Linked DNA regions of Homo sapiens: regions 1, 2, 3 and 5 are each linked to region 4. A link is an interaction called in ENCODE POLR2A ChIA-PET data of the cell type or tissue named here. Cell type or tissue: CD4-positive, alpha-beta T cell. All regions are shown on one strand.

Evidence for each region. ChIA-PET counts read pairs that join two places held together with the same protein. Peaks named below come from ENCODE experiments on the same cell type or tissue, not always from the same donor. Only the 100,000 strongest peaks of a DNase experiment are listed, where the experiment ranks them.
Region 1: POLR2A ChIA-PET joins it to region 4 with 13 read pairs; 2 of 35 experiments call an interaction of 5 or more read pairs at or near these places.
Region 2: POLR2A ChIA-PET joins it to region 4 with 14 read pairs; 7 of 35 experiments call an interaction of 5 or more read pairs at or near these places.
Region 3: POLR2A ChIA-PET joins it to region 4 with 10 read pairs; 10 of 35 experiments call an interaction of 5 or more read pairs at or near these places.
Region 5: POLR2A ChIA-PET joins it to region 4 with 25 read pairs; 7 of 35 experiments call an interaction of 5 or more read pairs at or near these places.

What each region holds. Positions count from the first base shown.
Region 1 is chr2:106,158,009-106,163,008 of GRCh38, forward strand. It overlaps UXS1 (UDP-glucuronate decarboxylase 1), which reads right to left. Exons shown (of 15, transcript NM_001253875.2): 5 at 50-110. Among named protein-coding and RNA genes, the nearest start is that of UXS1, 34 kb to the right of the region's middle. RefSeq lists enhancers at 3,170-3,229, 3,240-3,329. In CD4-positive, alpha-beta T cell, no CTCF peak of the experiment used is centred here; DNase peaks (open chromatin) are centred at 2,003, 2,373, 2,703, 3,073 and 2 weaker places; H3K4me3 peaks cover 3,436 bases; H3K27ac peaks cover 4,628 bases.
Region 2 is chr2:105,932,024-105,937,023 of GRCh38, forward strand. All of the region lies in intron 1 of LOC105373530 (a long non-coding RNA gene), which reads right to left. Among named protein-coding and RNA genes, the nearest start is that of ECRG4, 130 kb to the right of the region's middle. In CD4-positive, alpha-beta T cell, no CTCF peak of the experiment used is centred here; DNase peaks (open chromatin) are centred at 2,698 and 3,258; H3K4me3 peaks cover 1,241 bases; H3K27ac peaks cover 3,438 bases.
Region 3 is chr2:105,735,838-105,740,837 of GRCh38, forward strand. No RefSeq gene overlaps it. Among named protein-coding and RNA genes, the nearest start is that of NCK2, 6.6 kb to the right of the region's middle. In CD4-positive, alpha-beta T cell, no CTCF peak of the experiment used is centred here; DNase peaks (open chromatin) are centred at 2,634, 3,074 and 3,814; H3K4me3 peaks cover 1,449 bases; H3K27ac peaks cover 2,981 bases.
Region 4 is chr2:105,796,430-105,801,429 of GRCh38, forward strand. The region is part of intron 1 of NCK2 (NCK adaptor protein 2); the gene reads left to right. Among named protein-coding and RNA genes, the nearest start is that of NCK2, 54 kb to the left of the region's middle. RefSeq lists silencers at 4,132-4,221, 4,242-4,301 and an enhancer at 4,492-4,661. In CD4-positive, alpha-beta T cell, no CTCF peak of the experiment used is centred here; DNase peaks (open chromatin) are centred at 972, 1,282, 2,352, 4,142 and 2 weaker places; H3K4me3 peaks cover 2,500 bases; H3K27ac peaks cover 5,000 bases.
Region 5 is chr2:105,925,343-105,930,342 of GRCh38, forward strand. LOC105373530 (a long non-coding RNA gene) reads right to left here. Exons shown (of 3, transcript XR_923142.3): 2 at 4,836-5,000; 3 at 2,746-3,642. Among named protein-coding and RNA genes, the nearest start is that of ECRG4, 140 kb to the right of the region's middle. In CD4-positive, alpha-beta T cell, no CTCF peak of the experiment used is centred here; DNase peaks (open chromatin) are centred at 1,529, 2,149 and 4,369; H3K27ac peaks cover 2,931 bases.

The DNA of each region.
Region 1 (5,000 bases), 360 kb after region 4:
AAAGAAAGTTTCTTAATATTACAAATACTATTCAGGTGTGCAAACTTACCAAAATTCTTTTCCGATCCTTTTCTGATAAAAACTTTACTGGTGGGTATTTCTGGGTAAAGCTGTATAATATAAAGAGATTCAAAAGGAAAAAGTCAAACATCTCATTTGAATATTTTCTCTGTCTACCATCAAAGCATGTGCCAGGTTTTGGGACTGTTATTGTTTGCTCTTCTCTCCACTCTTGAATGAGTGCTGGAGAAACCAAGGAGTCACTAGTTAACTTGAGGTCAAGAGCTATATAACCTGCTCCTTGTTTAGAATCAAGCTAAAGACGTGACTTGAGATTCTATCTCTGAGAAGCAAAAGCGCAAGGAGCTACCGGCTTCCAGCAGCTGCTAAAGCAGGGCAGGCACTACCTCTATTAGTCCAGATAAAACCACACCATGAGGGAGATGGCCGTGAAACTGCCTTTGCAGAATTGTAATAATGAGAGAAATCTAATATGACTGGCTCCATCTAACCTCACAGGCTCAATTTTTGTTTTTATTGTTTTTGCTTATTTTAGTGCAGAGGCCAATATAACTAGGAGAGGAATTTATAGTTAAACGATGAGGCAAGGAAAACTGACCCCCCTCCTTGTTTCGAGATTGAAGCCACATTCCTAAGCCGAGGTTAGAGTTATGGTAGGGTCTGAACTTTGCTAAAGAATAAGCATAAACAATGACCTGCCAACTGCTTAGCTTAGCTGGCTTTTCTATATGTTGCTTCCTGCCCCAGGGTCACTCAAACAGAGGTCGCAAGATTTGTAACTTCTCCAACAACTTCTACAGATAACATCACTATTGTGAATCCTAAGGAAACGGTATTTGAGGTATCTTTCAGATTTAGCATTTTGGCAGACAGACTAAGAGATGTCACCCGGTCCTCAGACTTGGCTTCCATGAATTGATTCAGCTGCCTGAAGACAGTTTAGACACCCCCATGATTTCACACCCAGCCAATCGTTTCAGCTCCCCAGGCCCCCACCCACCAAACTACCCTTAAAAACTCAAGCCGCCGAGTTCTCAGGGAGGCAGATTTGAGAAACCTCGCCCATTCTCACACGTGGCTGGCCCTGTGATTAAACTCTCTCTTCGCTGTAACACCTGTTGTTCTCAGTGCCTTGGTTTTCTCAGGGCAGTCGGCAAGAAGAGCCCACCGGGCTATAATCATGGCATTCTCTGGGTACTGTATCAGGGTCCAGGTGGAAGAAAGCAGCTTCGTGAAGTCACAGGCCCAACGCATGAGGACCGCTCCACAAGAGCGAGAAGAGATATTAATGAAACTTTGTCTCCTGCTCCAGGAATTTTCACAATCACGGCATCCTCTTCCTGACCAGCGTCCCTGGTAAAACGACTGAGCATCAGCATCTTCTGTCTCTGTGGATCTGCTCTGACCCTAAGTCTCACTTATCTTTTGATACCCTCTTGCTGCCCTAAGGTGCCACTGGTCCCCAGCCCACACTGATGTCCCAGGAGCAGGGCAGTGTGATCTGAATATAAAACGTCCAGTGAGAGGTAATAAACACAGAACTGAAATATTCATTTTAAAAGTTATTCAGTTAGGAACAAAAGTGCTTTAAATAAAATCTGAGACATCAGCTTTATGGTCATTATACTAATTGGAAAGGTGTTGTGCCAGGTGGCACCGTCTCCATCCCTGCCCTGTCCCCAGCACAGACACAGCACTAGGATACAGAATGCACTTCCTTAATGGTCGCTGAACTGAAGGGAATATGAAGGGTCATTAGACAGAAGCCCCTGAAGCAGGGGTTTCTCATCTCCAGAAAGCCCTGAGCGTGCTTAAATTGGAGTGAAAGGGCTTTCTATTACAATGCAGACGAATTCCCCCATTAAGAACTTCCAGGGTCTCAAAAGCTCAAGTTCCCCTTGCAGACTACAAAATCAGATGGGAGAGTCTGAGGGCAAGGGTGGGAACCCTGGGGCTCCCCCTTGTGAGCTCACCGACCGTCTTTAGTACTTGCCGCCCATAGGAAGTGCCTCAGGAAAGTCATCCATGCAGCTGGGGAGCAGGAGCAAGTTCTGCCTTCAGTCAGGAGCGATGCTGTTAGACTGGCGGGAGCGGCACAGATGTCTTGTTTGCCAAGTAACACTTCTTGTCATTCCGCCTCTTCTTCCCTCACCAACTCAGCTAGGGGACGGCACTGTAAATCTCAGAGTTATTTGTGTGCACCTCTCACACCGCTCCAATTGTCCTCATTTCTCTGAGCTCACGATATCCATGTCTTCAGCCTCAGTCCCCAAGTGGCACACCCAGTGCCGTGGCACAGCTGAGACTCTTTCCTTCCCACGACTGCTCATAAGCACCGTGGCTCCTCCGAACTGTCTGTCGTGAAAACGCTGGAGCCGTCTCTGACTCATGACTTCCCCTCACTCACCTTCAGGGCTCCTTCTCTACCGTGTATATGATTTTAGAGTCAAGACCGCTCGGGAATGGGAATATAGCTACATATGGGAAAACGCGGTGCAGGGAGAAAACCAATTCAGTGAGGAGCGGAGGCGCAGGACTGTGGAGTGTGCATCCGGGGCCATGGAAACAAATGTTAATCCAAGCTGTCAGCTTAGAATAGTCCCTATCTGAAAGCTTAAAATGAAATGTGGTGTGCTACTTATACCAAGAGGAAACGGCCAAACCGTTTTATTACAGGAAATGTACTTCAAAGAAATTGAACTGAAGCAAAGGCATGGTTGCCCGACATACGCAGTGACGGGCATAAGATGGACTAAAAAATACTTCAAATGCAGCGTGCTGAAACCTTTAATTTAAAAAACGAAAAATAGGTTGAGTTTCTTGCTTTGTTCTTCTTCAATATGTAGCAGCCAAGTTTTAGATTTCATATGTATACGCTCAAGTAATTAAACTTTTAAAAAACTATCTTATACTCCTCACTTCTTCGAGAAGCCACACATACAAAGCTGAAAAACAGGAAGGGGAGAGTGCCTGTGGGGTCCTCCTCAGTATGCATGTCATCCTGTTTTCCTCCTTGCAGTAATGGGTGACAGAGCACAGTGACTGATAGAGTGCAGTGACCATGTGGGTGCCGTTGGCTGGGCCACATGCTGAGCCAGCTGCCTGGGTGCTCCCAAGCACCTGCTGGACTGACTCAGGGCTGGGCAGGAGCACAAGGCCTTTTTTTTTTTTCCTTTTTTGAGACAAGGTCTTACACTCTGTCACCCCAGATGGAGTGTAGCGGCATAATCACAGCTCACTGCAGCCTTGTATTTCTTGTAGAGATGAGGTTTCATTATGTTGCCCAGGCTGGGCTCGAACTCCTGGGCTCAAGCCATCAGCCTGCCGAGGCTTCCCAAAGTGCTGGTATTACACCGTGCCTGGCCCACAAGGCTTCTTAAAGACCTGTAGCAGGTGAAAATCCTACCCAGTGTACTGGCTCATCCACTTATTCAGGAACTTTCCATTAAGCTCCGTTCTACACTAGGCACTGGGGGTTAAGCAGCAAAATGCAGCAGAGGCATGAGGCCTGCATTCCTAAGCGAGAGAGAAACCAGCAAGCAGAGGCAGAATGAGGTAACAAATCTTTCCTTACAACCCCAAATTAGTCCTTTACTAATCATTAATATTTTATGCCATTCCAGATTAAACTTACTGTTTAGCCAGTAAGCAGTATTCTTACTTAGAATTTAAATTATCATTTGCCATCTATTCAAAGAACATTTAAAGATACAGAGTTAAAATTAAACAAATGGCATATAATCAAAGTATTAAGCAATGGGAGTGTGGTAAAAGAGAAAAAGCCCACATACAATCCATTTACTCAGGATTCTAGAATGACACTGTCTTCTTTCTTTCCCTGTACAAATATAACCTGTAACTTCCAAAAATATCTTTAGTTCTTGGGGGCCACTTTGCTCAAAGTGACAAGCACGTCAAGTAAACCTATTTCCAGTTACATTCTTATCTTGTCAGTGTCAAGATGGTTGTTTGATCATCTTTATCACACACTGAGTCAGGAAAAGTAAGCTAGACGGAGTTCCATCAATTTCCACCGTCACGCTTTTTTAGCCAGGCCTACGCTTGACCTTCTGACACAGTAATGCAGGCACGCGGATCACCTGACTTGCTGACCAACCTGAAGGACGGAACCATTCCAGAATGAGTCACCTGCAAGCAGCCCGAGAGGCAAATGTTTGCCCTTTGCCACTATTTTCAAGGCGGTTTCACAGGTTGACAAGAATAAATTATTAGTAAATTCTTAGGATTGAATTCTTATTTGTGCTTCTCCATCCAGTTTAAAAGCACACACTCAAAGATATCACAAAAGTATCAAAGAGATTGCATAATTCTCACATGTTGAGAGCTCTTGTTTGTAAGCTATTGCCTTAGGGAAGTTATCGAATTGAGACATTTTTCTTTTCATAAATAAATTCTATTGTCTAAAGAAAATAATCACTGGTGGACAAGTTTTTAGACCAATATAGAAAATGTGTGGTGGGTTATTTCTTATTGTTCCAATTTTTCTAAAAAGAAAAAAAAAGCTTCAATTAAGATCTCTCAATTCTGCTGTCTTATCAAAGGCAGATTTTCTGGCTCCCATCCAAGGAAATATTACAAGCTGCATAACTAAAGCACAGAATCATGGCAAAAAAAATTTAAAGCACAAGTAACAACCTTATATTACTAAGGAATCTGTTAAAAATTACTGACAACTTTTGTTCTGATAAGTGCTGAAATTAACAGTTTGCTTGACTGCTCAGTTGAGGATAAGAATCAAGTGAATGACACATTTTGTTTAATGACTCTTCTCCAGTCGTATTTCCCTTCGATCATTTAATGAAAATCAAAGGAAAACTGCTCTTCATTTTTTCATTTTTGTTCTGGACTTGATAAAAGGCTCATTCAATGCTGACACACATCGTCCAAACTCATCCCAATAAGGGGAAAAAATCACATCAACTTTAATAAATGCTGTCATTTTTCTTTCTAAAATTTCT
Region 2 (5,000 bases), 140 kb after region 4:
TGGCCCCACGCCCCACTTCATTGTTTAGACTTCTTCCCAAAGGAAAAAACCCCCTCTGTCCCATGAGTATGTGGCAAAAAAAGTGGACCTTGGTTTTTCTCCTTCTGAAAGAGGAAAAAGGAAAAGGCCACATGGCCAACCTGGCCAGCATCTGGTTCTGCCCACCTCCTTCCCATTGCCCATTGGGCTTGAGTTGGGCTCCGGGTGGTGGCAGATGTCCCCCCCAGTGGTGGCTGCTGTCCTCATGGACCTAGGCAACCTACTGATGTCACCAAAGGAAGTATGTGTTTTTTCTTTTGAGACGGAGTCTCGCTCTGTCGCCCAGGCTGGAGTGCAGTGGTGCCATCTCAGCTCACTGCAAGCTCCACCTCCCAGGTTTATGCCATTCTCCTGCCTCAGCCTCCTGAGTAGCTGGGATTACAGGTGCCCACCACCACGCCCGGCTAATTTTTTTCTATTTTTAGTAGAGACAGGGTTTCACCGTGTTAGCCAGGATGGTCTCAATCTCCTGACCTTGTGATCCGACCGCCTCAGCCTCCCAAAGTGCTGGGATTAGAGGCGTGAGCCACCACGCCTGGCCAGGAAGTGTGTGCTTTAAAAAGCTTCTGTTCTCTGAAGTTCCATGGGAATGACACTGAAAAGCAAAGCCAAGTTCACCAACCCTTAAAAAAAATAACAAAGCTGCAAGAACAAGATTATGTGTTTTGGAGGCCTGATCCTGCTCACACGCAGGGCAGTCAGTACAAGACAGCTCCAGAAGACCCATTTCACTGGGGCCAGGGTCACGTGGGTGCAAAAGCTGCAGAAGAACAAGGAAGGATTGGCCACACACAATGACCTGCTCAAAGGGAAATAAGGAAGACTTGAGGCATTAGCCTTGGCAGGACTCAGCGTGAGTGGATCCAGTGCACTGAATTCTGTGCTTCCAGTGGTGCCCTATTCTCTCTTTGGAGACAGAGGTCAGCACAATGAGCAGAAAGGACAGACAGATTTACTTGGTGGCAACAAAACAACCATTCTTCTTCCCTGGACTTGGAGACATTCTGAGAAGATTAGGAAATATTCCTGAGAAGGAATGCCAATGGGAGTGATTGGACTTCATTTGTTCCTTACTCTAGAAGACTGCACTAATTGAAAGACCGCCTTGTGCCAAGTGATGTGCTTGGTACTCAGGATACAATAGCTGGAGCACCCAGACTCCAGAACCTCCCTTGTAAAGCTTACTCTCTGCAATGGAGGTGGCCGGCAATCATGTCTGCCCCTCCAGTCTGGGAATTCTAAAGGGAGAAGCTCTTGATCCTCCAGCAACACAGCTTTGGGCAAGACAGTTAACACTCTAAGAAGCTGGTAGAACAACTCAAGGCTTTCTTATTCCAACAGGTCAAAGAGGCAGAAGCACAAAGAGATGACAGTTTCAAGTTGTGGAAAAGTGCTGGTAACTCCAGGTTGGGTGCAGACCCTGAGACCAGTAAGGGGCCAGAAAAGAGAAAAGGGGCAGCGTCTTTGCCTCTGGGTGGCCACAGCTTTCGTGTCTTCAATAAGCGATATGACCAGTTGGATGTGCTCCTAGATCCCTTTCGGTTTTACAACTCTAGATGAACTCACGAATGATAGATCCATAATCAGGAGTTAAGGGGAAAGTAGGGACCCCTGGATAAATTTCAGAAATTTTCAGCTCATCCAACAAAGTCATTAATGTCCCCGCACAGAAATCATCATCAGGCTACTGGGTCTCACCTCCTGGGGCCCCCACTTCTGGAGCTGGTCTTTTCCATTAAGAAAACCAAAGGTGTCAGGGTCAGAAGGTGGTATTGCAAGATCTAAGAACTCCACTAGGTGCTGTTTGTGAAGCAGCATCATTGTCTGGGGTAAATACCAGGGGTTTGTTGTCTCACGCCAAGAAGATTAAGGATACGAACACATGTGGGTGGGTTAAGGAGCAGAACATTTAATAGGCAGAAGAAAGGAGAGAGAGAGAGCAGCTCTCTCTTGTGAGAAAGAGGTATCTGAAAGGGAAAAGCCAGCCCACAGTGGACTGCAGGCTTGAGGAGGCGGTGTCTGATTTACATAAGGCCCCCAGATTGGTTTGACCAGGTGTGACGTTTACCTGGGGAGGGAAGGCTGGTTGCCCCACCCTAATCTTATTATGTAAGTGGAACTGCCACTTGGACAGTGCCATCTTGTCTGCTCCTTACTATACACATGGCTGGAAAAGAGAAGAGAAGGTAGAGCCACCATTTTGATCATGCCTAGGCACAGGTAGCCTTTTTCTATTGGCCCAACTGCCAGCATTCACCCATGCAAGCTTCTAGCTTGCTTGTCTATGTCTGCAGCTCGATTTTACAGGCTGCTATTTGTTAGAAAATAAAATGATTTGGGGGCTGCTTTTCACTAAAAGGAAAACCTTACTGAGGACTTCTGTACCCTCACTATCTGCTTAAGTACTTTCTTATTAACTCCTATATCACTTGGGCACTCTGGAAGTTTCACAGCTGAACTAAATGAATCTAGGGCTGTCGCCTTGCCTGTTGCCTGCCACACAGAGCACGGAAACATTGGCACTAAGGAAAGGCTCCCAAGGGCATGTCTGCTAGGGATCCTTAGCAGAGAAATTGCAGCTGAGCTCTGGACCTCCTGACGCCCAGGCCTGTGACTTGCCAAGCTGGGTAAAATTGCTGCTTGCAGTGAGATCAAAGGAGAATCTGCAACCTTATGACTGAAAAGTCAACCTCAGGGTTAACCCGTTGAAGGCGTGCTTTCAGCAAGGGGACGATTTTCTCGGCCAACTTTAGATAAATGAAATCAGCCTAGAGGGAAACAAATCTTTCTGCCAAACTCCATTTGAAATAACAAAGAAGTCTTTTAAGACTATGAGAAAAGACAGAATACCTTTAAAACATTTTAAATATAATACAGCTGGATAAGAAATGTTAAAAGCTAGAAAGGCTGCTCAAAAACAATAGGACAATTAGAAAGTTGTTTAAGTAATTAGCATGCCAACCATGATGTTTTAAAATGCCCCTGGATCTCTTAGTTATCTGAATAAACTTAGAACCTAGCCTGAGTCCGATTTTCTTCCTGAGATCAATACACAGCATCTTTCTAACCTAAAAGCAAATCACTTTACAAGTGCTCAGGAAATGACTGCTAAATGGGTTAAGTGTAACTCTTAGTTACACATCTGTTCCTCTGAGCTTAGAGTTCCTTGTACTTGAAAAAACAAAAAATTCTCCCTCCCTGACCAACCTATCATATAGCTAAGCTCTTAATATAATTTGCATTCGTCAAGCCTGTCAAAATAACTTCTAAAGCTTCCCCTGTCTGCCCTGAGGACTCCATCTGTAGTGCGACTGCCAGTTTCTGGTCTCCTGAAGTGGGTTTCATACCTTTTCCCACCTCACTACATGCCCAGTGAGATCCCAGAGAGTCAAGGTAGAGAAACCCAACCCTGTTATCCTTGCCACCTCAAATCTTTAGTTGACTGGGGAAAGGAGTGTGTGTCTACTTGCAAAGTAAATCCCTGTGACCCCAGGCAGACGACAGGATTTTATTTTTCTTGCTGATTAGAAAGCTGGATATTCAGAGTTGAGGGGCTCTATTACAGGATACCTTTCTTGGGAAGTTCAGCTACCAAAGAATGGAAAGGGAGGTTTCATTCTGAATATTCACTTCCAGATGTAATCATGCACATGCTCCTTGTAAGTGTTCTGTTCGGACGCTCCACTCAGCACACACACTCACACATATGTCACAAACACACTCCTACCCACCACACATACACACACAAACTCCTACCCACTACACACACACATCCACACACACACACCCCTACCCAACACACATCCACATAAACACAGCCCTACCCAACACATAAACATCCACACACTCACACCCCTACCCAACACACAAACATCCATAAACACACACCCCTACCCAACACACATCCACATAAGCACAGCCCTACCCAACACAAACATCCACACACATATACCGCTACCCAACACACATCCACATAAACACAGCCCTACCCAACACACAAACACCCATACACACACATCCCTACCCAACACATAGCCACATAAACACAGCCCTACCCAACACACAAACATCCACACACTCACACCCCTACCTAACACACATACATCCATACATACTCCTACCCAACACACAAACACCCATACACACATGTCCCTACCCAACACACACCCACATAAACACAGCCCTACCCACCACACACACATCCATACACACACACCCCTACCCAACACACGGCCACATAAACACAGCCCTACCCAACACACAAACATCCACACACACACCGCCACCCAAAACACATACATCCGTACACACACACCCCTACCCAACACACATCCACATAAGCACAGCCTTACCTACCACACACACATCCACACACTCACACACCTACCCAACACACACTCACATCTACACAGAGCCCTACCTAACACACACACATCCACATATACACCTACCCAACATGCATACATCTACACAGAGCCCTACTCAACACACACATCCATACACTCACACCCCTACCCAGCATGCACACATTCATACGCTCACACACCTGCCCAACACACACACATATCCACATAAATCCAGCTCTACCCAACAAACATCCATACACACACCCCTACCCAACACACACACACACTCACACACAAACACTCCTACTCACCACACACACATACACCCACACCCCTACCCAACACACACACACCCACACCCCTACCCAACACAAACACACATCCATACACACACCCCTACCCAACACAAACACACATCCATACACACACCCCTACCCAACACACACACACCGCTACCCAGCACACATACACTCACACCCCTACCAACACACATACATCCATACACTCAGACACCTACTGCACACACCCCTACCCAACACACATACACATATACACACACCTCTACTCAACACATACACACTAACTCATAAACACATTTTTACACACTTGCACAGA
Region 3 (5,000 bases), 61 kb before region 4:
TCCAGAAAGCACTCACAGGAGGATTGACGTGTCCTCATTCTCTTGTATACAGCAGGCTTATTTCCTCCTCAAATTCTCTCTTCCAGTGGTTCCAGAGGCCAGAAGCTCTCCCTTTCCTTCTCATCTTCTCAGTGGCATCCTGGTTCTGCCCATGCCCTCCATAAAGGATTTAAAGTCTGTCCATGAATAATGCTCCAGAATCATGACCCCTCAAAGATGCCCCTGCCCACAACCCCGGAGCCTGTGAATGTTCCCTTCCATGGCAATGGGACTTTGTAGAGGCTACAAACTTTGAGATGGAGAGACAGCCCTGGATTGTCCAGATGCCATCACAAGTCCTAAAGGGAGGGTGACTTTCCGGGCTGCAGTGAGAGAGACTCAGAAATGGAAGCAGGATCAGAAAAGACGCATCGCTGCTAGCTTTGAAGGTGGAGGAAAAGGCCGTCGCAGAAGGAGTGTGTGTGACCTCCAGAGGCTGGAAAAGGCAAGGAAATGAATGGTCCCCTAGAGCATCCCAAAGGTAACACAGCCCCACTGCCACCTTGATTTTAGCCCAGAGAGACCTGGGTTGAATTTCTGACTCACAGAACTGAAGGATCATAACTGTGATGTTTAAGGCCCCAACTTTGTGGTGGCTTGCTACGACAGTCATAGGAAACAATACCCCATCCAGTGTGGCTCTGAGTGCTGGCCTTCAGGAGGGGTCACTTCTCCAGAGTCCCTGCAGGTAAAGGTGTCAGTCCTCTCTAACACCTCCCTATGCCCTGAGGCCCCTGGCCCAATGCAGACATGGGAAGTGTCTGATAAAACTAGAGTAAAATGGGTGAAATCAGTAACTGTTAAGAATTCTCAACATGAAAGTGATTTAATAGGATATTAAAATAAGTGCAATTTATTGATCATGGTTGCACTTCTCAGATACTTTGTAAATCAATATTAGATATTTGTAGGAGACATCATGAGAAAGAAATCACAGCCATTTGTTTGCTTTGTGACCTTAGACAGGTTTTTTAAAGCTTTTCAACCTCAGTTTCCTTATCTATAAAATGGGGACCTTCATGCCTCCCTCACTGGGGTTGTCAGGATTAGATAGTGTGCTTGGCCAGTGGTAAGAATGCAACAGATGATAGCTATTAACAACTATTGTGTTAATAATAAAAACTTACAATGATATGTAGCTAAACCCATTTGCATTTTAAAAATGTTATTTGTAAATAGTATATTTTTATCCCACGCCTTTCCTTCAAGAATCATCATTAACTGCCAACTTTGTATGAGGTGTCAGTGAGATACTCTGGGGAAGTCAAAGAAATAATTTTGGTGGTTCATGCCTATAATATAATCCTAGCACTTTGGGAGGCCGAGGCGGGCAGATCACTTGAGGTCAGGAGTTTGAGACCACCCTGGCCAACATGGTGAAACCCCATCTCTACCAAAAATACAAAAATTAGCCGGGCATGGTGGCATGTGCCTGTAGTCCCAGCTACTCAGGAGGCTGAGGCAGGAGAATCACTTGAACCCAGGAGGTGGAGTTTGCAGTGAGCCGAGATCATGCCATTGCACTCCAACCTGGGCAACAGAGTGAAACTCCATCTCCAAGAAAAAAATAATAATAATAATAATTTTGTCCTGAATCAGTTTATGATCTTAAAATATCATATGGACATAAATTACTAGAAAACAAGGCATTTTTGGCTATACGCCCCGGCAGAGTTTCGGAGAATGAGAGGAACTCCAAGGAAAGAGAGCTTATAGCATCATGGATGGGAGGGAAGGCAATGCAGACCACAGACAGGAAGCTACACGGGATTATTCCTCAATGCAGCCTACTCTCCGCTGGATTTGCATTGAATTCACAGGAGAAAGCCATCCAGTGCACTGCAGAGTGAAAAAGAGATTATGTTACAGTGTCTCTAAAACATATCTTCCTATTAACCTATTTGTTCTTTAGTGAAGACTGTGATTTTAAAAAAAGCAACATCCCACTTACCAGTACTCTAGTTGAGAATTGCTTTATATTTTAGAAGTCTTCCCTTTCATTTTTTTTTTAATTTTATTTTTGAGATGAAGTCTCACTTTGTCGCCCAGGATGGAATGCAGTGGCAGGACCTCGGCTCACTGCAACCTCCGCCACCTCCTGGATTCAAGTGATTCTCCTGCCTCAGCCTCCCGAGTGGCTGGGATGACAGGCACGTGCCACCATGCCTGGCTAAGTTTTGTATTTTTAGTAAAGATGGGGTTTCACCATGTTGGCCAGGCTGGTCTTGAACCCCTGACCTCAAGTGATCCACCCACCTCGGCCTCCCAAAGTGTTGAGATTACAGGCATGAGCCACCGCTCCTGCTAGAAGTCTTCCCTTTTAAAACATGCAAGTAAGCACTGAATGACTAGGCTGTAAGTAACTGGAGCCCTCACTCAATGGCAATCTCCTGCTCAGCACTTTACTTTCAGAAAAAGGTAGCAAATGCAGGAAAACAAGCAAATTTTATTAACTTTTTAAAAAGTAATTTGAGCATGGCTCTGACTTAGTACAGATTCTTCCACTCAATCTTCTACACACTTAACACTATAAAATGAGGATGCATGTTCAGAATGATGACTCAGAGACATTATGAGGCACCCCACATCAAAAAGGGACTCATTTCATTTACTGTACTGTGCTTTCCAAGGTGAGATATCTGCCTACAATATACGTACATATATTTTTAATTTCAATTTATGTTCCAGCTGAAGGGAATTTCTGGTTGATCTTTAACCAACACGAAAATTTAATTTAGCAAAACAACTCCTTCCTGAGGCATTCTGATTAATTGAGGGTTATTGTAGCTAACATAAATGTCTCATCCATGATGTTCACCTAAGGTGGATTTCAAAATGGCAATTTGCGTAAAATTTTAGCTTTTCTAAAGGTACAGAGCTCTCTTAAAATTGTTCCTATCTGAAACTAACTCTACCCTGCTGCTAACAATCAAAAACAATGTAAAATTGTGATCATTTTTATTTTTCGGCTCAAGCACCTGTTAAATTTTAAAGTTATGATGTGTAACGTTGATCACCACAGGAAGTGTTTGACAAAACACATACTGAAAAACAGGTCGGTGTTTAAGTGCACTTCCGTTCCTTTTTTTTTTGATACCCTAACTTACATTCAACTTTATAGTGTTACTTCATCTGTTTTTCCTTTATTTACACAATTAGATAAAGCATAGTTACTTCCTGAAGTCCAGATCACAATTCTTAGAGAGAGGCAGGAGAATCGTATTGATCATCCATAGAGGACAGCCCACTTTTTTGGGGGGTGTTTATGAACTTTAACTCTTTGTAGTGGTGGTTTGTAAAAAGTTAATCCTGCCAGTCACTGAGAGATGGGTTTCATGTGTTTCTAAGCTGCCCCTTCTTGGGTCTGAAGAGGTAGTGAAAAGGTACTTTGTAGTTTGGGTATGAAATCACCGTGCCGTCTTAAGACTCGTCTCTTCCCCATGTTTTCATGTAGGTGAAATGAAATGCAAAAATCTATACGTCCACCGGTATCTGTTTTGAGATTCTCATAGCGAGTTCCTAATGGCCTCTTTTTAAGTCTCTTCACTAATGCTCTCTGTCCTCTTTGACACACTCGTAAGTGTGGAATTTCCATCCATCGTGAAAGATTTGCAAAGTGTCTGTTCTGTACTGGGTAGGCCGGAGAATGGTCGGGGCTGTACAGGAAAACCAGGCTTGGCTCCTGCCCTCAGGGCGTTCATATCAACGCTGAGATGAATGATACAATTAAAGAGCAATAGGCTCATTACTCCAGCAGGGTATTTATAGTAGTAATAGCAACTTTTCTAGCACAGAGGCACGTGAGGGCAGGAACTGTGGCTTGCTCATTTGTGTACCTCCTGCAGTGCCCTCTCCATGTAGTAAGTTGGCAATAACTATTCATTACATTTAACAAATGTACAAAAACAAAACCGTTCATCCCTCACAAGCCAGTCCTCCCCACTTTTCTGTTTCTGATCTCGGCACCGTTGTCTTTGCAGTTTCCCACATCCAAAGCCTCAGGTTATATTTGTGCCCCATTCTCTTTCTCTTTGGTCCCCCACATCCAAGCAGCTGCCAATTCATTTTGAGCCTCCCCTTCCATTTCTCCTAAAACACTTTCCCATCTACTCATTCCACCCCAGTTGGGGTTATGAACTCTCTTGGAAATGCGAACTTTTGTCTGCTCTTCCTGTCTCCAGCTGTCCTTCCGTGCATGCACCAAATGAGTGTTCCTGGGCTGAGCCCAGATGATGTCCACACTTAACTGCTTTCCTTCTTGGCCTCGCGATCCGCTCTGTGCAGCCTCTGCTCCATTTAGGCAAGTGGGCCATTCTCTGTCCCTACAGGGTCCTCCCACGTCCCCCTGTCTGCCTCAGAGTTCTGAACTCCTGCCGCTGGGAATTTTCTCCCTGTCTATCTCCACCTTTCAAAATCCTACCATTTGCATTATTCAGGGGTTTGGGTTCCAAAAAGAGGAAGTGCCTCTGGGTACCTTAAGCAGAATAGGAGAATTTACTAGAAGAATATCAAGTAGCTCACAGGGGAACTGGAGAGCAGAAGGGGTGAGAATGGAGCTGGCTAATTCCTGTGGGAGGGATGTGCTGGGACTATTTCAGCCATGGCAAATTGAATCTCACCCTCTCTTGTCCTTTTCACCCTCTCCAGTTTCACAGTCTTGAGTGGGAGGGTTCCATTGGCCAATCCCAGGCTGTTCACTCTCACAGGGCTTCTGGGAATGGAGGGACCAAGGTGCCTACTCTGCCTCCCTCCAGGGTTCAGACAGGCTTCTCTAAAACCAGGAAGGGGCTAGAGAGGGGGGCAGCCAAATTAAAGGCAGCTTCCCACCATGTAATCTCTCAAGGTCATTGCCAATGCCACCACCTTTCATAAAGCCTAAAGCTTCTCCTGATTCTCTAGACATATTTTCTTTGGTACTGTTCATATTTAGTTTTATATTATAGTTATTTGTATGCTGGTTT
Region 4 (5,000 bases):
TTGCTGTTTTAAGGGTCATGTATGTAAATATGGATGAATGGGGGCATTGGAGCAGGGAGCACATGGGGTATTATTGGCACCGGTTGCAGAGAGGGCCTGGGGACATGAGTGTGTGGCACAGAACGCAGGTGTTCAGATCGGCAGCGTCTGGACTGAGCCTGGGAGCTGGAAGGCTGGAGATGGTGCTTTTCTTCCTTTTGCATTTGGCAAGGAAGAGTATCCCGTAGTTTAGTGTTATTCCAGAAGCTCTCGGCATCATGTTTATTCCCTTTCTTTTTTTTCCCTTGTACTTTCTCATACCTCTATCAGATAAATTAAATGAATTGGAAAAATAACTAAGCATTTCTCTTTGACGCAGGTAAATGCAGTATACATTTGATTCCATGGAAAGGAAATATATATAATTAGAACACTTATAGACATTAGTGGTGACAGTTCACAGGTTAGTCTGCCCTCTCAGGAGTTGTCTTGATAAAATAAATTTTATTAAGCATGTTACTTGTAAGTGTCAGCACTTATCTGTGGTTGGTTCAGTACCCCTAGCTGGGGTGAGTGTTTGCTGTGATGATGGTTACAAGCATAGTCTTGCAGAAATGGATTTAGTCATCACAGTCCCTTTTTTATTTTAACTTTATGTCTCTAAGACATAAAAATTTATTATCCTTTTTAGGCCTTTGACTCACAGTTTGTACCACCATCTTTTCTTTCAGCATCTCCCCCACCCACAAGAAAAAAGTTGACATTGATTTCTAATCCTTTCTGTCTGGCCAAATTCAGGATCTTAGAAAGGACACCCCTATTTCAGCTCCTATACTAGTGTTTTAAGGGGAACCTTTAAAATGGGATTCTGAAGCCTTGGCTGATTTTTCTTTTCTGCACAGGAAATAACCAATTTGTGCTATTTCTGGGTGGTGTGTGTTGAACTCACAGTTCTAGGACCGGAAGAGACTGCCAGCCATGCGGTTCCATATTGTGCAATGCAAGGGCAGAAATGGTATCCAGGTCTTTCTAAGGGGGAAAAAACCAGTATGGCCAAGCAGCAGGCTGCCAGGCTGTGCGGGCTAGCAGAAGGGAGGTTCTTAAATTCTCTGCACCCATGTGAGGGAGGCTGCTCTCTTGACAGCGTCTTAGGGTCAGGATGGCTGGAATGGAGCGTGGAGCCTGGTCTGGTTGGAGTCCCTGTGTGGCCTTTTGGAGATGAGTATGGTAACAGTGAGGCAGGAAGTGGCTGGATTTGCAGCGACTGTGTGGAGCCTCCCTGTTTAGGCTTAGTGAGCTGATGCAAAGTCTTTCGTAACCATGATCAGTTAAAACAAAACACCTGATGTTGTGGCCTCCTGTCAGCTTTTGTCCTCCTGTAGAAACAAGATGCTTCTAGAAAACCAGTTTGTAAATTTGGCACAGAAAAAAAACCCTTTCAGCAATTTGGTGTGGACTCTGCTTGTTAATTTATGGCTTCGCAACTTTTTTTAAGCTACCGGCACTAACAGCAGATCTTTAAGTGTTTAATCGTCCCAAGTCAGGTTTGACTGTGGGCTGACTAGCTATAGTGATCTAATTTGGTTCATTTCCTAGGAGAAGAAAATTATAACCACATTTTTATTAATTTATGGTTTTGATCCATCTATTTTAGACTCAATATTAAATCATCCCCTACTTCCAGAAGATGTGTTTTTGAACATAAGTATCTTTAGGATTTAATATTCTATGAAAGGAGTAGGAGCTAATGTTCGCTTGTTGTAATGTTTGTTTTCTTCTGATATGATGATTTTGTTGAAAAAATGTATTTGAAAGAGTAACGTGTAGGTAAGAAATAAGTTAGCCAAAACCATACTTCAAGGGAAGCCTCCCTCCTATCCTGGGAGCCCGGATAGCCTCACTGTGGCCTCTTGTTTGTACATCCAGAATATTCTTGAAACTGGGTTAGCTGAGTCATTTTTTTTTCTTCTTTCAGTGTTCTCCTTTTTTCTTTTTATAAAATGAAGAGATCTGTCCACAAGTCTAGCTTTTAACAATGAGAAAAAGCACTGAATTGTACACTTTAAACAGTGAACCAGTTTGGGGTCTGGTTTAGAGAGAAGAAATAAGGGTTAAAATTGTTTTCATCTTCCATATCTGATTCATATAATCAGATATGAATAGTGAAGTTCCCCAAAGATACATGTAAGCTTGGAGTAAAGACAAAATGTATGCATTACTTTGATGGGGGAAGCCTGTGGTGAACCCACTGAGGTTGCTGGTGATTAAGTTTATGTGGACGGTGAATCTCAACAGAATGAAAATAAACTGTGGGTGTCTATTTTGAAGCAGATGAACCAGGCAGCAAAGCAGTAGCTGTGGTTCTTCATAGATAAATACATTTAGGGAAATTAATACAAAATGTTCTTACCTTATTTTTCTGAGTTGTTCACCGAGCTTCCTCAGATGTTAACATCTTAACCACAGCACAGTTTTGAAAATCAGGAAGTTATACCAGGTTGTTGTCATCACACTTTCTGATCTCCAGTGGTCTGAAAGGTGAGAGGTGATATCTTAGTATCATTTTAGTGAAGTTCAGATGTCCCTTTTCATCAGTTTGAAGGCCTTATATTTTCTTACCTGGTTTTCCTTGGCCCACGGTTTTCTTGGTGTGTTGGTCTTTTCTTGTGTCAAGTTTATTTAAGAAGCTCTCGCTGTGTCCTGTCTGTCCTTCGTGTCCTAAGTTGCAAATGTTTTCTCCTAGCTTTTTATTTGTCTTTGGAATCTATCTGTGGTATATTTTATCATGTAAGAAAATTTTTTATGTTTATGTAGTTGAATTCATCCCTCTTTTATGGTTTCTGGAATTTGAGTCCTAGGTTTAAAAAAAAAAAGTTCTTCCTTCAGGGTTATAAAGGGTGTTTTCCATATGTCCTTCTATACTTTTACTTTTTCATTGTAAATCTTGGATACCTTTGGAATTTATCCTGTTGTGGGCGTGAGATGTGGCTCCAGCTTTCTTTCAGATGGCCAACCAGAGTACCCCATGGCCATTTATTGAGAAGGCTGTCTCTTCCCTGGGGACTTGACTTGAGATAGTGCCTTTATCATACACTGAATTCCCAGAGGCCTCTGGGTCTGTTTCCCATGTTCCTGCTTCCTAGTGTTTCGTTAGTCTGTCTATCTGCCACACCAAACACGAGCTGATGAGTTATTTGAAAACTTCCTATTTTAAAGCAGAAAAACAAAACGGAATACCACTATATGAAAGCCTATAAAAAGCTAATTACCATGTTTACATAAATGGTACAATAGCAGCCCAGAGGTCACTGGGTTGTTTTGGCATGGAGGGATGCTTCCCTCTACCTCAAGCCTAAAAGTGGTTAAGATAGATCCATTTCAAGAAGCCATTGGTCCTTACCTGGCCTTCCCCTCCGCCATCTTGCCACTATGTTCTTGGCTATGGAGACAGGATCAGGGAATTTGATTGAAAATCATTAATGACATAACTTTTTTTTTTAACAGTGAGAGAAACACTCAAACACTACATTTTGCAAAGTTTGTAAGAATCCCTCCCAAGAGTTTCCTTTGGTCAGCGTAGCTTCTGGTAATAAGGAAATCTGTCATTTGGAAACACCATCTTTGTTCATGTGGTATCATTAGATGTGTCTTTGCACCAGCATTTGACAGAGACCATGACAGTTTTCCTCCTGAGCCCTTACTTTGTGAGAAGAGAGGGTCAGTGCAGCCATGTAGCCTGGCTGCACCGTATAGTCTGGCTCTCCCTGGTCTCCGGCACGGGGGCCACATGCCCAGGGTGAACACCAAGGAAGGGATCCTGAGTCCCCAGGCTCCGGTTCCAACTGCACACCTTGTTCTCTGTCCTCCCTGTGCACGCCACCTAATTCTCTGCTGTGAACGGGGTAATGAGGTGTTGTCTTGTTGTAAAGATTGATTGAGATAGTGCATAAAGAGGGCCTAGTCTGGTCTGTGGTACCCAGGATAGGGTTGGTAAATGATTGCCATTAGCATTCATCTGTTTCCTTTCCTCTTTAGAGCATGAAATTCTGAGGTGCACAGTTCCTGAGCTTTAAACTTGAGTGCTGGAGGCCAAGGAAAATAGAATACAATTCAGGATTACGTAAGAGTGGCATATGTGTGTGTGATTAGCCCATAGAAGGCGGAAACCCAGCTGACATGGGGTTAGTCTCAAAGTTCTACTAAGGCCTAAGAACAAGAAACATTCATCCTGTTTTTGGTCTGTTTGAGATAAATGGACCGAGAGAGTGGGTTTGGTGCTTGGTTTCTGATGGGACCAGTTGCAGGAGCACAGTTGATCAACTGTCATGAACGTCTGTGTTTTGTTTTGTTTGTTAAAAAGAAGAATCTTGAAAGTAGAGGCTTCAGAACAAATGTCGTGAAGAAGGAATTGAAGCTCAACATGGGAAAAAGTGAGTGGGAGAGCACCTTGCTGCTTTTCAATCCAAGCTCGAGGTTCCATGGGATTACATGCCTGTCCAGGTGGTTGGCAGAAGCCCCTTTAGTATTCTTTGAGGGGTCTTGAAGGAGAGGAGAAGTGTCAGAAGATTGGAGACAGGCAAATGTTCTAATTTTCTAAACGCAGAAAAAAGCAGAAGCAGGGAAGAGATACTTAAACAGGTTACTGAATGGAGGTGAAAGCTGGGCGTGCTGAGCCCGTCAGCATTTGTTCTCTTTGATGCAGTGTGGCTTGATGTCTGCAGGGTGTCTGGTGAGGTTGGACCCTCTTAGGTGAGTGTCCCATAAATCTGTGGTGTTAATATGCCTCCTTACCCTGGGACCTCCCCTCCAACCCTGCTCACTGGCTAGAGGCCTGCCGGGCTGTCATCTCCTTGGGGACAGGACTGTGATCATTTGCCCCCTTGTTGGACGTCATTGTAGGGATCCCCCAGCCCCAGCCCTTACGTCTGTTGACCAGCTCACTCGGCTTGCCTCCCCCCTTCCCCATGTCATCGTGTGCACCAGCACGTGGTTGAGGGATGTGCTTTTTTCTTTTTTTTTTT
Region 5 (5,000 bases), 130 kb after region 4:
TAGATTAAACATTCCACATCAAACAGAGCAACATTTAACATCAAGAGAAAAGGGGATAGGAAAGCGGTTAATTAATCAGTCCAAGGACAGTGACATGGACAAGGAGAGGGTCCTGGGCAGATCTAGGTGCACAGCAGCGTCTTGTAAGGGAGAGCCCTCGATTTGGACAGAGCCCTCAGTGACAGATGCCAGATGCTGATCACGAGTGATAGCAGGATGGTATTTCATAAAACAGCGGTGTCCAGCTGGTGGACTCCTGCTGTTTTGTAGCCCTTGAGTCCTCTGGCGAGGACTGATTGATAATAAAGAGTGTGTCTGGCTATGCTCTGGCCATAGAGACAGTCAGGTGCTGTCTCTATTGATTAGGGGAACATCTGGTCCTGTTGTCATGATGCCTTTTGAAATGTAAGATGGAGTCTTTTTCTAAGATGGACTTACTTATGTCACAGGTGCTCTGTACACTTTACCAATAACATAAACAGTGCATTACCCATATTTTGTATGTTATATGTATTATGTACTATATTCTTACAATAAAGTAAGCTGGAGAATAGAAAATGTTATTAAGAAAATTATAAGAAAGTGAAAATATAGTTACTATTCCTTAAATAGAAGTGCATCATCACGAAGGTCTTCATCCTCATCATCTTCATGTTGAGTACACTGAGGGAAAGAGGAAGGAGGGATAGGTCTTGCTGTCTCAGGGGTGGCAGAGGTAAAAGAAAATCCATATATAAGTGGACCCATGCTATTCAAACTCGTGTAGTTCAAGGGTCAATGGTATTGTGGACTCCCTGTTTCATGTGAGAGGAGGCCAACTCAAACTAAAGCAAAATAAGAGAAATGGGAACATAACAAGGACATGGAGATACCTCATGGAGCCCTGAAACTAGAATGCGGCAAGGATGCAGGAGAAGCTGAAACCAGAGATGGAAATGGCCTTGGGACACCCTCTCCAATTCATGGCTTTATTTCCATCTTCTCATCCACTGATTCTTTACTCTCATGATAGATGGTTCTATCTTCACTGGCAGAACTTGTGAGCTCTTTGCAAGGTGGCCCAAGAGGCATCACGCCCCGCTCTCCAGCCACTCTTGGAGGCCCTTACAGGACCAGGCATCCTGAGAGCTGGACGCCTGAGAGATCTACGCCTGAGAGCTCCTGAGATTCTTTTTAAAAAATTGTACATATTTTATTTTATTTTTTTTAGAAACAGCATCTCACTCTGTTGCCCAGACTGGAGTGCAGTGGTGTGATCACAGCTCACTGTAGCCTTGAACTCCTGGACTCAAGCAATCCACCTGCCTCATCCTCTCAAGTACCTGGGACCACAGGCACATGCCACCATGCCCAACAAATTTTTTATTTGTAGAGATGGGTTCTTGCTGTGTTGCCCAGGCTGGTCTCAAACTCCAGGCCTAAAGTGGTCCCCCTACCTCAGCCTCCCAAAGTGCTGAGATTACAGGTGTGAGCCACCACACCCACACTGAGATTATTTTTACCACTTCCGCCACTAGGAGAAGAGCTGTTCTCAACCATCTTGATTTCCAGCCCACAGATTCGAGAGAAAATCTGATGGGCTGAGCTTAGGGAGTTACTTATTCGTAGCACAAACAACTGCGGCCATAAGAAGTGGTGTTTCAGTTTACAGAGCAGTAACTGTGTCAAAGGGTGGTAAAGAGAAAAGGCATTTCGCAGAAAATTAGGAACTGTGCAGAGTAAATATTCAATACAAAATAGTAATAGGATTGGAATTTGTCAGCAGGTAGCTGGTTCCCAGTGGGTTTCCAGCCAATAGAAATGGGCTCCCAGAGCCCTGGGTGATTGAGCAAACTACAGAAATTTAAAAATCAATATATGCAAGGGCCAAGTTGCTGCTTGGGAAACTGACAAATCTGAGGGCCAGATCATTCAGTGTCACTTCCAACACACTTCTGGTTTTTCCCAGACTGCAGAGGCTGAGCAGGTGAAAAATCTCATTCCTTAGAGTCATCAGAAACTAAAGTTCTAGACATCATCTAGGGCCCTCTTCCTGGTGCAAATGGGAGAGATTTAATTTGCAAGCAGTCAGGTGGCCAGAAAGGCAGGGCTGAGATGTCTGCTCACTTGTGTGGGGAGAGCAGAGGTGGGTGGTTCTGAAGCCAGCGGATGTGGGGGCTGTTTGCTGATTCTGCAGGCAGCTTCCTGGTTGGAAATGTGGCCAGGTTCTGCTAGATAGCTTTGAGAGTAGCTCTAGGGGCTCCCCCTAAGGTCTATTTATTCAGCTTTTCCAAGGATTTCATAAGCCATTTAGTAGCCTGTGATACATCCCTTTCTGCTTAAACTAGGTCAAGTATATTCTGTGAAAATGAACTGGATGAATTCAGGTGCAATGTAGGGAACATCTCTTAGAAAACTAAGGCAGGAGCCTTGGTGTCTGAACTGTGGCAGAGCCAGTGAGGCCTAACCATAGGGGTGATGGAACACTGACAGCAGTGTGTCTCCTTGCCTCAAGTCTGGCTGGATCCTAGGATCTAGGGCAAGGGCTGGCCTGAATACAGCAGCCCAATGGCCCCAACAATTGGACAATGAGGGAAGCGATGAGTAGGAAGTCATCAGGGCCTCCTATATGCTATGTGTGAACAGCAGATCTATATTATCAGGCCTGGCAGGAATCCAACCCCTCCACTTTGCAAAGAGGAAAGTAGATGATACATGACATATTTAGAATTATGGGGGCTCCCACATCTTAAACATTGCAAATAGCTCCTGGTATGTGTAGGGTGCTTCATAAATTGTGCATAAAATGGTGAGGCAAAGGAACCCAGGAAGGGTTTATTGACTTGAATATATTTTATTCATAACTGTAGACTCCCCATCACTCACTCTCCTTCAAGCACATATCCATTGAGCCATCATTGAACATGAGGATTACAGCGAGGCATCCCAGAAGCAGCAGTTACTATGATTGTAACCTGGGGAGAGCAGCAGCCGAGGAATCTTACAAAAGGGTTGTGGCCATTTTCCCATGAGTGAAACAAACATAAAAGCAGTCTCCCAAGGACCACATTTATCACTGATCGATGGAGTGCTTTGCCAATTTAGGCAGTAGGAGGTTGTTTAATTATAACAGAGCAGTGTTGCGGATTACATCAAACATTTGTTTTACATCTGAGAACCCTGGAAATGAAAATTAATAGATTGATGCAGGATCACCCTTGCTTGCCGGGGACCAATGATTCTGAGTAGGTCGGTGATTAGTCATTTTCCTTTGAGTTCATTTCTATGATGAAAAGTAAAAAAAAAAAAAAAAAAGGGATTTCAAGAAGGAAACTTTTGTATGGAAATCTGGCAAGTTTTCATAAGAACTCAATTGTTCTTTTGTTTTCTGACCTGTGATATGAGGTCGTGAGCCTGAACTGGGTCTCAGCTGCCATTCATAAGACACCAGCCCTGCTCAGGCAGGCAGACGTGAAGTCCTGCGGTGGCTGTGCCCTTGGGACTGGACGCCAAGAAGTTCCACAGTGTCCAATGGAGAGTGGGAAGGCAGGTCCTCTGAAGGGCAAGGGTATTGTCAGCGTCAGGAGAAGGAGGGAATTCCAAAGGAAAAGGGTGGATTCTGTAGGCAGCTGGCAGACATCGTCCACAACTAGTCGGGGCGGACTTTAGTTGTCATGAAGATTCAAACAAATGAAAAGGCATAATTAATTCAACCAAATGAGGCCAGAGCTTTTTATTTTTAAATTCTAAGCCCACTGATTTCCTTTACATGTGCAGACCCAGTAGAAGCAGACATTGCCACACAGTGAGGCTGCTCTGTGTAATAAATGATGGTTAAGTGAGGATGGAACCAAAAGGCTGAGCATAGAGGAAGAATATGCCCGAGATGTCAAGACCTACCTCCTATAGGTGAAATCTCTTTGTGTTTTTGTTTTTGTTTCGAAACAGGGTCTCCCTCTTTTGCCCAGGCTGGAGTGCAGTGGTGCCATCATGGCTCACTGCAGCCTCAATCTCCTGGACTCAAGTGATCTTCCTACCTCGGCTTCCCAAGTAGCTGGGACTATAGGCACATGTCACCATGCCCAGCTAGTTTTTAAAATTTTATGTAGAGAGAGGGTCTTGCTATATTGCCCAGTCTGGTCTCCAACTCCTGGGCTCAAGCGATCCTCCTGCCTTGGCCTCCCAAAATGCTGGGGTTACTGGTGTGAGCCACTGCTCCCGACCTGTTTTGTTTTCAAAAGGTGGGCCAGGTGTGGGAAGCTGGTGATAGAAGCTGGTTGCAGAAGCAGTAAGCCTCAGTGTGACCTGAATCGAGGATGTGGGAGGCATCTCAAAGGTGCAGAGATGAGCAGGATGTGGGGCTATAATGAAACATAACAGCAGCCAATGTTAGCAAGATGGAGTGGAGCAAATGAGTTTTCTGGCCCTCTTCCAGCCATGCCTCAGCCCCAGCTTCCTGGCAGCTTCCTGCAGCCTGGCCAAAGGCAGCCTTTCTTCCAGAACCCCCACCTTCTTGGAGGTTTGAAGCTTGGATATAAAACAATATAAATGATTATTGAATAAGGTCCTTCATCCAACACTTCACAAATCTTAGAGCTGTCTGTTGGAAATTGATTATATTTGTTCCCCAGAGTTAAATGAATTAGGCATTGATATAAGGCTCTCTCTCTTACTCTCAGTACATACATTATATATATATATATATATGTGTGTGTGTGTGTGTGTGTGTGTGTGTGTGTGTGTGTGTGTGTGTGTATTTTGAGATCTTCTATGATCATATAAATCAGAGGGCAATTAAGTTCTTCTGCAGTCTGGAGGGCAGAATATCAAAACTAGGCAGAGAAAAATAGTCTCACCTGGTTGAGTATCAGCAAATTCCTCTTTTATGGTTAAATCAAGGGCCATTTTGCCAAATGCCAGTGACCAAAATGCCAGAAACTAGAAGCTACTGAGACTTCTCTGGAGCTTCAGTAGTGTCTGCCTTGTAACTTGGACCATTTCTTCTAGAGAGGGAGAGGACC